Regions from separate parts of the Homo sapiens genome. Here region 1 is linked to region 2. The links are chromatin contacts, found by Hi-C or POLR2A ChIA-PET in ENCODE. All regions are on one chromosome and are shown on one strand. Each heading gives the region's core, a stretch centred on a gene start or an enhancer-like site at or near the end of the contact. The rest is flanking DNA. Distances are from core to core; before and after follow the strand shown. Region 1 has its middle 70 kb from the start of MIR4440. Region 2 has its middle 22 kb from the start of LINC01940.

Region 1 (2,700 bases), core at 105-2,604, 51 kb after region 2:
AAAAGACCAGTCCCTGTATGCATCTGCAGATTCCCCAGCAAAGGCAGCAAAACATACCCCCAACCCCTGCTGGGGACCTACCCTGAATATTTCCTACCCTTAGGAAATAATAATCTTCCTTCCTTCCCTCCTTCCCTCCCTCCCTCCCTCCCTTCCTTCCTTCCTTCTCTCCTTCCTTCCCTCCCTCCCTCCTTCCTTCCTTCCTTTATTCCTTTTTTCCTGTCTTCCTTCTTTCTCTCTCTTCCTTTCTCTCCTTCCTTCCTTCCCTCCTTCTCTCCCTTCCTTCATTTATTTATTTATTTCTCTCTCTCTCTTTCTTTCTTTCTTTTTCTTTCCTTCCTTCCTTCTTTCCTTCCTTCCTTCTTTCTTTCTTTCAACAGAATCTCACCCTGTCACCTAGGCTGGAGTACAGTGGCGTGATCCCAGCTCACTACAGCCTGAACCTCCCAGGCTCAAGTGATCCTCCCGCTTCAGCCTCCTGAGCAGCTGGGACTATAAGCATGTGCTACCATGCCTGGGTATTTTTTTTGTAGAGCTGGGGTCTTGTTATGCTGCCCAGGCTGGACTCCCCTGGGTTCAAGTGATCCTCCTGCCTTGGCCTCCTAAAGCACTGGGATTACAGGTGTGAACCACCACGCCTGGCTATACACCTTTTAAATGTTGTTTCTGCTCACATTTGGTGGGGAAGAAGCCTCTATCTGAGGTTTGTTTTCTGAGAAGCACATGGGGTGTGGAGGGAGGGGCCTGGGGAGAAAGAACGTCACCATTTGACAGCCATGCACAGGAAAGGTGGGTGAACCTGGGCAAATCTCTGGAACCATCTAAGCTTCCCAATTAAAACGTCAGCCCCACAAGACCGGTGTCTGCTTGGTGTGTGCACACATATGAACTCATCAAGTAGGCAGGGAAGATATTCACATTCCAAGAAGAAAATACAGCTTGGAGAGTGTAAATCTCGTTCAAGGTCACAGGCTGAACACTGGCCAAGCCAGGAATAAAAATCAAGTCCTCTGACTCCAAGCCCTGGGCGCTTTCTGCTGCAGCACCTGGGCTTCCAGAAATCTTAAGCATCTCAAATACAGCCATGAAATGGAGAATCAATTTTAAAGTCCCTCTGAGCGGCAGTAAAAATATCTACTGGAGAGGCGGCCTCACCCCAAGATCCCAAGGGTTGCATTAAATCTAATATTAAGATTACGAGTGTGACAGAGTTGTTTGTCGGATCGGTCCTGTTGTAAGGAACAGAGATGTACTCAGGTTGCTGGGGTTAATGAGGTCAGGGCTGGAGAGACGCAGGAAGCTGGGAGAAACGTTGCGAGCTCAGAGCAGGCCTTTCAGAGGGCGGGAATGTTACCCAGAACACGCTTGTTTGCCACTGCTCAGCCACGAAGTCCGTCACTGATTCTCAGGTACTCCACTTCCAGGCCCCGGCCAGGCCAGCTGGCCCCTTTCCCTTCTCTCCAGTCTCAGCACTTGGCTTTCCTCCTGCCCCTCCTGGCTTCTGTCTCGCATCCCCACGCTGGACTCACCAGACCCTATCACTCTCTCCTGAGCTGCTTTAGAGTGTGCTTGTGGAGCAGAGCTTTCCTGCCAGGTCAGGCCAGAGGCCACTGGGCAGTCTGCCAAGAGTGGCCTGGGGTCAGTTTCCTACCCTGGTCCATCCAGTTGGCTGTGGCCAGCATGACTCAATTACAGAGGCAGCCTCCTCAGAAGGCAGAGTGGGGCTGCGGTAGGAACAGAGACAAAAGCAACGGATGCCAATTTCCCCCAATAGTCTCTCTTTTTTTTTTTTTTTTTTTGAGACAGGGCCTCGCTCTACCACCCAGGCTGGAGTATAGTGGTGCAATCAAGACTCACTGCAGCCTGGACCTCCCAGGCTTAAGCAATTCTCCTGCCTCAGTCTCCTAAGTAGCTGGGACCACAGACACAAAAAATAATTTTTTTTTTTATTTTTCATAGAGATGAGGTCTCACCACGTTGCCCAGGCTGGTCTCGAACTCCTGAGTTCAAGCAATCCTCCTGCCTCGGCCTTCCAAAGTGTTGGGATTACAGGTGTGAGCTACTGAGCCCGGCCACCCCTGATAATTTTTGATGCCTCCCCATCTTGTCCCAAATGACCCTCAGTATCAGCAGAAGGAACAGGTGTCAGTGCGTTCAGGCTGCTGTAATGAAATGCCATGACCCGGATGGCTCCTGAACAGTGAGATCTGTCTCTCGCAGCTGCGGAGGCTGCGAAATCCAAGAGCCAGGCAGATGCAGTGTCTGGTGAGGGCTACTTCCTGGTTCACAGATGGTGCCTTCTTGCTGTGCCCTCACATGGTGGAAGGGGCAAGGGAGCTCTCTGGGGCCTCTTTTTTAAGGGCACTGATCCCATTTCTGAGGACTCTGCCCCCATGACCTCATCACTTCCTAAAGGCCCCTTCTCCTAATACCATCACCCTGGAGGTGAGGATTTCAACCTATCAATTTTGGAGGGACACAAATGTTCGGCCCATAGCAAATAGAAATTGCAGACAACCTCCCGAGGTGCTGAGTCCACATTGGTGAAAAAACTTACTTGTGCATAAAATGTTTGTTCCTTACATGCACGCAAGCTTACGGTGATGGCCTGGCTTGTTTGTCAAGGCTTGGTGTTTCTGCGCAGCACAGGGCGGGCTGTCGCTGGTTGCCCTGATTTGCATTCCCCTCCCCGTAGTGAGA
Region 2 (2,700 bases), core at 155-2,654:
CCCCAAGAGTGCAGGGATGCCTAGGTCTGCAGCCCCAGTTTGGGTGGCTACAGCTGTGCCTGGGGCAGGGGCGGGGCTCCTGCCTGCTCTGCAGAGCGGGATGCCCAGATCTGCAGCCACAATTTGGGCGGCTGCAGCCCCCTCTCAGGAGGGCAGAGCCCCTGCCTACTCAGTGGAGCAGGAGGCCCAAGTCTGCAGCCACAATTTGGGTGGCTGCAGCCCCCCCTCAGGAGCACAGGGCCCCTGCCTGCTCAGTGGAGCGGGAGGCCCAGGTCTGCAGCCACAATTTGGGTGGCTGCAGCCCCCTCTCAGGAGGGCAGAGCCCCTGCCTGCTCAGTGGAGCGGGAGGCCCGGGTCTGCAGCTTTGGGCAGCCGTGCTTAGGGCAGAGTTTGCAGCAGCACCTGGGGAGCTCCCATCCCAACTTGGAAGAGGTGGGGCTCTCACTTGTCTCCAGCTCCCGCTGGTTCCACAGAATGTGCAACCCCAGCTGCACCTCCCTGTTGCAGCTGATGTGATGGCAGCGGCAGGCCGCGTGGCACAGCCACTGCCATCAGTACTAATACAGGTAAAATAGATATGCAGCAAATTAGGTACTTACCATAGTGGGTTGAAGAGTAGCCTGCCCTGCAAATTCATGTCCACTCAGAACTCAGAGGGCAACTTTATTTAGGAATAAGGTCTTTACAGATGTAATTAAGGTGATAATCTTGAGATCAGATTATCTGCATGCGGGGTAGGCCTCAAATCTCATCACTGTTGTCCTTATAAGAGGAGAAGAGGACACAGAGACACAGAGGGAAGGCCGTGTGAAGACAGAGCAGAAGGCAGAGATTGGAGTGCTGCAGCCACCAGCCAAGGAGGGGCGGAGCCACCCAAAGCTGGGAGAGGCAGGAAGGAGCCTCCCCAAGCCTTCCAAGGGAGCACGGCCCAGCCCACAGCTTAGTTTTGGACTTCTGTTCTCCAGAGCTGTGAGATAGTGAGTTTCTGTCATTTTACGCCACCCAGTTTGCAGTTACAGTGGCCCTAAGAAATTAATACCCAGGCACACACAACCAAATCCACAAACAGGATGGACAAGGCCCCCTCAGACATCGATGAAAGCTCCGTTTTGGCCCTGACTGGTTTCTCTTCCTCTTCCCTGGTGTGGTTAACCTCACTGACTGGTCCCAGCTTCACCTCCAGCTGTTGGTTACACTCCCTGACCCACACTGTTTCCCAATGGACTGAGGATTTCTAGATTATTCTCCATGGCTGTGAACATTTTCAGAGTTTGCAGTTCATTGTCAGCTAAATGCAGATTGAACTCTGAGTCCGAGATCACACCTGGCAGGTGCTCTCTGCAGAGTCACCCACTCTGAGCGCCGCCCAGGAAGTGTTGGTCTCCAGAATGCTCTGCCTCTCTGCAAGATGAAAAGAGTTTGAAAGACCTTCCCAACATGAGTCAGAGATAGAAGGATGTCCAGGCATCGTCACTCTTGAGTCCTCCCAGTTACTCAGCACCAGTCACACCATGACCACATCCTGGGCTGCTGGACCCAGCTTCCCCTCCCCTCCTATGGCCATCCCACTCCCTCCTCCACTCCTGTCCCCACCTCTCCATCCTTTACCACAGCAGTCTGGAGCAAGGTTTGCTGTGAAACTGTTTCTTTCTGTATGTGGCCAGTAAAAGCACTTTAAAAATTTGTTGAGTTTTAAAAATTGGGTGATTTTTCATTGTAAGTTGTGTGCAGTATTCCATTTGTCATCCCTGAGGAGGGATCAGAATGTCTGGACTGAACACTTGCACGACATTAGATTAGCTCATCATTGGTGCTGTGGCTGAGGCTAGCTCACCATTGATGTGCAAATGAGGCTAGCTCACCCTCAGTGTGTGGATAAGGCTAGCTTACTTCTGGAGCTGTGGATGAAGCTAGTCACCGTTGGAGCCACTGATGAGGCTAGCTCACTGTTGGTGCTGGTGCTGTGGATGAGGCTAGCTCACCATCAATGTACGGATGAGGCTAGCCCACTGTTGGAGCTACAGATGAGGCTAGCTCACTGTGGAAGCTATGGATGAGGCTAGTTCACCATTGCGTGTAGATGAGGCTAGCTCACCCCTGGAGCTTTGGTTGAGGGTAGGTCATCATTGTGTGTGGATAAAGCTAGTTCACTGTGGAAGCTGTGGATGAGGCTAGCTCACCCCTGCACCCATGCCTGAGGCTGGTCACTGTTGGTGCTATGCAGGATTCCATCCTCATGCCATTCTGAAGGGGGCAGATTCTCCCCCTGGAAGCCACCTGCAGGGTGAGGGAGCACTGTCTCCCAGGTGGTTTCCTGGCAGGGACGGCTCCACTCTGCATCCAGCCTGGCTGTGCACCAGCATAGCTCACTGTGTTTCTTTCCTCTAAGATCATCCCCGCAGCTAAAACCCTGTGGCCACTTTTCCTGGGTGCTTTTCCTGCCGGAAGACAGTCCTGTTTAGGACAAACTTGCATTCCTTTGTTCCCAGCTGACTCAATGTTCAAACAATACAATAAAAAAGTGTCTTCCTTAAAAAGAAAAAATTCAAAACCAAACCCAGTCCTAAATTCTCACCAGGGTAACTATACTGGATTCTTTGGCTCCTGAAGCTCCCAAAGACCCTAAGCATGACATCTCCTCCTGGCATGTCCAGGTCTGGTGTCTGCAGGCATCAGTTGGGCCCCTGGAAGGTTCGCTGG

The links. A loop is a pair of places that touch in the nucleus more often than their neighbours do. ChIA-PET counts read pairs that join two places held with the same protein, here RNA polymerase II (POLR2A).
Region 1: POLR2A ChIA-PET joins it to region 2 with 13 read pairs in OCI-LY7. The contact joins two enhancer-like sites. A Hi-C loop is called at or near these places in 2 of 168 maps with a recorded cell type or tissue (PC-3 and heart right ventricle). POLR2A ChIA-PET finds 5 or more read pairs at or near these places in 2 of 52 experiments (OCI-LY7 and RWPE1).

The regions. Positions count from the first base shown.
Region 1 is chr2:238,998,022-239,000,721 of GRCh38, forward strand. No RefSeq gene overlaps it. Among named protein-coding and RNA genes, the nearest start is that of MIR4440, 70 kb to the right of the region's middle. Within about 2 kb of position 1,355, at least 4 of the 41 ENCODE cell types and tissues checked have a DNase peak (open chromatin) inside an H3K27ac peak, as active enhancers do.
Region 2 is chr2:238,947,132-238,949,831 of GRCh38, forward strand. No RefSeq gene overlaps it. Among named protein-coding and RNA genes, the nearest start is that of LINC01940, 22 kb to the left of the region's middle. Within about 2 kb of position 1,405, at least 6 of the 41 ENCODE cell types and tissues checked have a DNase peak (open chromatin) inside an H3K27ac peak, as active enhancers do.